Regions from separate parts of the Homo sapiens genome. Here region 1 is linked to region 2. Evidence: chromatin contacts called from ENCODE Hi-C or POLR2A ChIA-PET data. All regions are on one chromosome and are shown on one strand. The core of a region is the stretch at or near the end of the contact, and the rest is flanking DNA. Distances in the headings are between cores, read along the strand shown. Region 1 overlaps UMAD1 (UBAP1-MVB12-associated (UMA) domain containing 1). Region 2 holds the start of RPA3 (replication protein A3).

Region 1 (3,109 bases), core at 586-3,085, 110 kb before region 2:
AAAATCTTTCTCAAGTAACTGCAAAAGCAATTCTTCAATATTCAGGAGCCTCCATGGCCCCAAAATATGCTTAGCACAAATTGCTTATTACACAGATAGACAGAGTCAACATTCAAAGGGCCAGCGTTTTTCAAAAGAAGTTTTACCAGGGCTGTAATTAGTTGTTCAGGCAAAAACTGCATACACATCTAATTGCACACACAATTGGCTAATTGTATCTTCAAAATAAAGGGTAAAGGGTTAATTGTATCCACATCTGGCCACAAAGAAAGAAGTTGTCCTTTGAAAATATGACACTACATTTAGAAGAAAATTTGCATTAAACAACCATCCCTATTACTAATAATAATTATAATAATACCACATGCTTATAAATTAATACCTTTCATCGTGATCCTGAAAACACTTTACAAACATTAATTAATCTCACAATACTCCCACGAGGTATGAAAGGCAATTATCCCAACGGTGTCAATGAAGAAATACAGCAAAGTTAGGTAATTGTCAAAAAGCCACAAAGGGAATCAGGGCTCCCAGTTCCGGGCTCTCAACGCTGACTCAAGTCACCAGGGAGGTTCAATGGGGAGCTTGGTTCACGTAATCAACAAAAAAGAGCCTAAAAACAACACAAAACTAAGTAATCCAATTTCAGAAGAGTAAAAAGTGGCCTGTGATTTAGAGGCCACTTTGACTTCTTTCATTGACTTCTTTCATTGAAAGGTACCCAGAAAGACAGGCTCCAGAATGGAGCTAACAAATAGAACTTCTTTGTTCCTTAGTTTGATTTTATGATCAAGTATTTCAGATAATTTTTTAAGAGTACAGAGAATTGATATGATGCATCACCAATGAATGGTACTTCCAAAAATATATAACAAGAATAAATTTCTGTAAGATATAGATACTTAGAATATCCTGGCGACAGCAACTTTTAAGATAAGGACATGCTGAACACAAAAATATGGGTTAGAGGCTAAAACAGAGTAAAACTAATGTCACCTTAACTGTAACTCTTGAGGATTTACATCAAATTAATAGTCAGGAGAATCCAATTAATACTAGCCAAGAATATCTAACTTCATACAAATAATTTTCCTTATAAATGCATAAGTATATCATTAGTATTTGTTGTAATATTATCTTCTTTAAGAATCAGAGAAATACAAGCATTGATTTTTATCAATAAAATACATATTTTAAGGACTGGTATATTTTTTATAATTAAAAAATATTCTTGTAGCCACATGAGGAAATGTTTGGGTGATTGGCTTATTCATAAAAACTAATAACAAATTTTTCTATGCAGATACTTAAAAAGATGGGAAGATATAAACAGGCTTCAATTTACATTCACTTCACTTATCCAGTACTGAAAGATACAAGATCGGCAAGTAAAGATTCATAGAACTTAGTCTATGTGTTTATTTATATTGACTCAAAACCCTACTGTATCTCTTCTTACAAAGGTTCTGAGGCAATATCTGACATTAGAATAAAGAAAACCATTGAAATAGAAAGTCTGGGACAAGGAAAATGAACCAAAACATGCTGAAGGTAAGAATCAGTATGACTGTGGTTTCCACACTTTGAAGTTGGCTCACAGTTTTTGGGCACCCAGAGCAAAGAAGAAAAACACGCATGTTAAAAGAAAGAAAAGAAACGAAAAAGGGAAAAGAAAGAGAAAGATACAAAAGAGAGAAACCAAAACATATAATTTTTTACCTAATAGAGGTAAAAAATCAATATAGTATGAACGTGCTTCAAGCAGAGAATGAACTTCTGATGGGAGAACCTGGAAAGGCTCCAGGGCAAACAGTCACATTCTAGGCTGGAAATGAAGGGCAGGGCTAACCTCCAGAGCAGCTGCTACAAAAAAGGTATTCCACACTCAATCTTTAGCAAGCAGACAGAGAGCCGTGTGATTACAACGCATGTTTAGGAAATGGCAAGTTGATTCCAGCACAACGTACAAGGTAGACACAGTCCTAGCAGGGGCTTGGCCAGACCTGCAGGTCCACTGGCAAATGCCTCTTAAGGAACAAATAACATAGTAGATTTTTGAGGGAGAGGTGGGAAAATAATATAACTTTTCTTTTTTAAAGTAGAAAACTCTAGTGCTGTGTAAAGAATAGACCAGAAAGGCAAAAGTCAGAAGGAAGAAGGTTTGTCGGAAGACTCTGTAGTAAATCCAATGAGGGAAGATAAGGGCCTGATCTCTGGTCCTGGCACAGGAAAGGTAAAGGAGAGGACAGGTAGGAGACTCTCTGACAGCTCCTAGTGAATATAATTAAATGTGAGGAAAGAGATGAGTCAGTCACACATGACTTGAGGGTGCCTTGCCTCTTAATCCTATGTGACCAAGGAGATCCAGAAGCTGATACTACATGCTTTTTCTAATGTTTTACTAGGTTTGGTGACAACAAAATTAACATATACCTTTGTGTCATAATATTTTCCATCAAGGAAAGTATACAAAATTGTTTTGTAAAATGCTCGTTCATTACATTTAAAATCATGTCAGAATATGAAACGTATGTTTCTTTAAAATAAAAATATAAAGTGCTATTTCAGCCAGATTCATTATATGAGACCTAAAGCACTGTGGCTATAGTTCTAGCTCAGGTTTCAGCACATTCCTTTTTTTGTCCATTTATATTTACGAAAAGGAAAATGGGCTTTAACTTTTTATCCAGGGATTTATATGATTTGCACTAAGTGTCTTATTATCTACCTCCCACATTGCCAGGGATAACACAAAACTATGATCAAAGTAGATGCTTAAAAATTACATGCTGAATGAATAAATTCAAGAATTAAAGTCAAACAGAAATCACCTGTTCCCCAAACTTGTAGAGAGTTATTGCTCTTAGCACTGGACTAGCTGTTCAGTGCAGGTATGCAAGTGATTGCTGCTGCTCATTCAGTAACAATTTAAAATGTTCATCAGGAAAGATCTATTTCCTAAATAATTTATCCTTATCACCAAATTTGTTGTTATGAAAAATTGCTAGACGCCCTATACAAGGCCAAGTCCTTATTAATGCCAGTGGTAAGAACTGCTAGAAAAAGAACATTGACAAGAAAATGTTTGGGAGCTATTACAACACAC
Region 2 (3,189 bases), core at 538-3,037:
TATAAAATCAGAAGTGATGGGGAAGAGGCCCAGGGTTATTCGCTTCTGACAAGCAGCCAAAGTCATTCTGCTGTATACCAACTGTGAGTGCCACCAGCCTAGGGTTTTTACATCCCATTTCCCCCTTTATTCTCAGAGATGTATAGTTTGTGACTTTTATATTTTAATGCTCTTGTGTCCTTTATTGCAAGCTATATTTTTTTTAGCTATTTACAATTAAGATTAACAAGCAATTTCTAAGTATTCTACTTCTGAACTATACATTTGAAATAATACTTGTGACTGTATTTTAGGTTCTGTAGCACTTTTCCAAAAATGACATACATTTTCAAACAGATGGCTTTATTCATGCTTACCAAGTCCCTCTGAGGTACACTGGAAGAAGAAACTTTATTCCCTTCAAAAATAAAGGCTCAAGTCCAAGTCAAACTGAGTACTTATTAAACACCTTTAATGTTCAAGACCCAGGGAGGTACTTCTCTGAATATGGAAAGGTTAGTGTACCACTTAAACACAGTACACTGATTTACCATCTCTTGTTTGTACAGAATTAAATAGTCTAGACAATTTAATTATTTTAATTGATCAGTGTAAGTTGTTGTGAACAATTCAGAATAAAAGCTCCAAGTACAAGTACTTTCTTTCCACATTATTCTTCTCATCTTCAGTTCACATATGAAAACTAAAGCCTCCTAAACTTAAGATTATAAAGTACTGCAAAGTACAGTAGTCACTAACGTGAAAAAAAAAACTACTACTTTCCATGGCTGTCTATAGCTCAACTCTCTGAAAAATATACAGTCGGTTTGAAGTCTTTTGTGAAATCCCTTGTGAGACTCTACTGTTGACTGTGGTTAGAATACATTCAAAAGTATAATCAGATTGCATCATCACCATCACCTGCTCAGAGGCAAGTTGAAGAAACATGTGCTCATGAGGCTGAAGCTGGCTTATTGTACTACACTCTCATGTGGGCTTGCCAGAGAGATTAGTCACCATTTTGCAGCTGGTTTCAAATTCAGTTGCTGCGATACAAGTGCAGATGCAATGGCTTACCCTAATTATATTGCTCCAGTTTAATCTTTCCATTTGTAGCATACTATATACTGGATCAAATTCAAGACTCTGGATTGGTTTCAAATAGAAGAGATTTCAAAATCACACATTTGTTATCCTCTCCTAAAGCTTGCTGATCATATTTCATCATTGTATCTGCTAGATCTTCTGAATTCACCCTAAAGGTGTTTTTAGCTCTCTAAACCATCACTAAATCTTGATAATTAATAAAAATGCAGAAAAAAACAGTTCTTAAAGCTTTTTTTAACACAATAAAAGGAAAGTTATGTCATCTCCAAAAATACTCATATGTTTTTTAAAATTTCAATTTTCTTCCTCTTTGGAATTAAATATATGAGCAAATTCTAAGGAAATTAATTGTAATCAGTGGTTTCTAAACTTAACTGATGGTCAAAATCACTTGGGAAGCTTTAAAACACACATACATTTCCCCCACTTCACCCTGTACCTGTTGAGTCATAATTTAAAGAGGTTTCTTTTTAAATTAATCTAGAAGTTAAATAAAGCTAATGCTGGTATTGCTTCTGAGAGTCAGAAAGAAAAAAGAAAGGTTCCTGCCTATCTCATGCAGGTCTTTTTAACTGCCTGCTACTGTCCATATTTAATAAATGCCATCTGTCAAGAATGATGTCTATACAAAGAGATGATGTAATCAGAAGAACTTTAAAATAAAAGAAAAAATAAAATCCTAGCATCATCAGATCCACAGAAGCTACTCAGATAAGAGGCTCCAAGAGGACATTTTTGGATGTGAAAAACAATGAGAAGGAGGACAACACACATTTACAATCGTCTTAATTTTGTAAGTATCTGTTTGAATTTGTTGGATACATAGTTTTTTCCTTCAAAATAACTTAAAGGTATTATTTTGAAGACACACATAGTCAAGTTTAGATTATGCATTTTTACTCCGTTCTTATTCATTTGTTCCATGCTAGTGCTGGGAATATGGTGGTAAGAACAGACAACCCATGCCCTCACTATGCATACAGTATCATCGATGGCATTATAAAAATATCAAAATAGTTTTATGGTTAAAATAAACTATAAGAAATTCACATAAGTATATTTCAAAATACCCTTGGGGATAAAAATAACACATTCAAGTTACAGCTGACACATTATTTGGAAAAATCACTCAAGTTCTGCAATTTCTTCTTCCCAAATTAATACCAGTTTTACTTTCTTATCTGATCTAAAATTTATAACTTATTATACAACAATGTGAAGTTAATAAGTGAATGGTATATCACAGGTTATTCAACACACTGCTAAAATTAAAAATCATTGTGTCAATTCTAAAAACTAGATTTCCCTAAACTCTAAAAGCTACACAACTATGACAAACAGAATCTACAGCACTCTGTGACTCTTAATATTACAATTAAACATCAAGTTTATTAATAGAAAAGTTTGGTAAACAGATTTTCACATGACATAATGTGTCAATTTGATAATTATGGCCAATCATAAACTTAAGCATAAAAGGTGATGGTAAGATAAAAACAAAATCTTGAGGACAAAATTTCAAACTCATGCTCTCATCCAGGCCAGAGTTCCTGAACTATACAATGACAAACTAACTTCTTTGTTAAACTGCATTTTACTCTTTACAAATACAAGTAGTTTTCCAAATACTCCATGCTGTTGATGCCCCAAAGTGGGAAAAACAGATGAATTAAATAAATAGAGGCCATGTTAGCCAATGTGATTGAGACCATTTCTTCATTTAATAAAAAAATCAGTTAAAGTGGGAAATCATAAAAAATACATGCATACCTTAAACATTTTACTTCAAAACAATAAATCATATTCATTTAATAAAGTAAATACTTCTGAAGTAGCAGAGTTGTCTGAGGTAAATACCTGAGGTTATCGTCTCACGCCAAAGAAACTGAAGGACGAGGACACACAAGGAGTGAGTTTAAGAGTGGAGTTTTAATAGATGAAAGAAACAGGAGGCTGGGCGAGGTGGCTTATGCCTGTAATTCCAGCACTTTGGGATGCTGAGGCAGGCGGATCACTTGGGGTCAGGAGTTCGAGACCAGCCAGGCCAACGTGGTGAAACCCAGTCTCTACCAAAAATACGAAAATTAGCTGGGCGTGGTGGCG

What was found. Hi-C counts contacts between places; a loop is a spot of excess contacts on that map. ChIA-PET counts read pairs that join two places held with the same protein, here RNA polymerase II (POLR2A). Pooled maps may share reads with other maps.
Region 1: a pooled map shows a loop between it and region 2 (4-fold over the local background). The contact joins the enhancer-like site here to the promoter of RPA3 in region 2. A Hi-C loop is called at or near these places in 1 of 37 single-sample maps with no recorded cell type and 7 of 50 pooled maps. POLR2A ChIA-PET finds 5 or more read pairs at or near these places in 1 of 52 experiments (GM12878).

The regions. Positions count from the first base shown.
Region 1 is chr7:7,829,062-7,832,170 of GRCh38, reverse strand. All of the region lies in intron 3 of UMAD1 (UBAP1-MVB12-associated (UMA) domain containing 1), which reads right to left. Among named protein-coding and RNA genes, the nearest start is that of RPA3, 110 kb to the right of the region's middle. Within about 2 kb of position 1,835, at least 3 of the 41 ENCODE cell types and tissues checked have a DNase peak (open chromatin) inside an H3K27ac peak, as active enhancers do.
Region 2 is chr7:7,717,205-7,720,393 of GRCh38, reverse strand. RPA3 (replication protein A3) reads left to right here and starts at 1,787. Exons shown (of 8, transcript NM_002947.5): 1 at 1,787-1,879. All of the region lies in intron 2 of UMAD1 (UBAP1-MVB12-associated (UMA) domain containing 1), which reads right to left.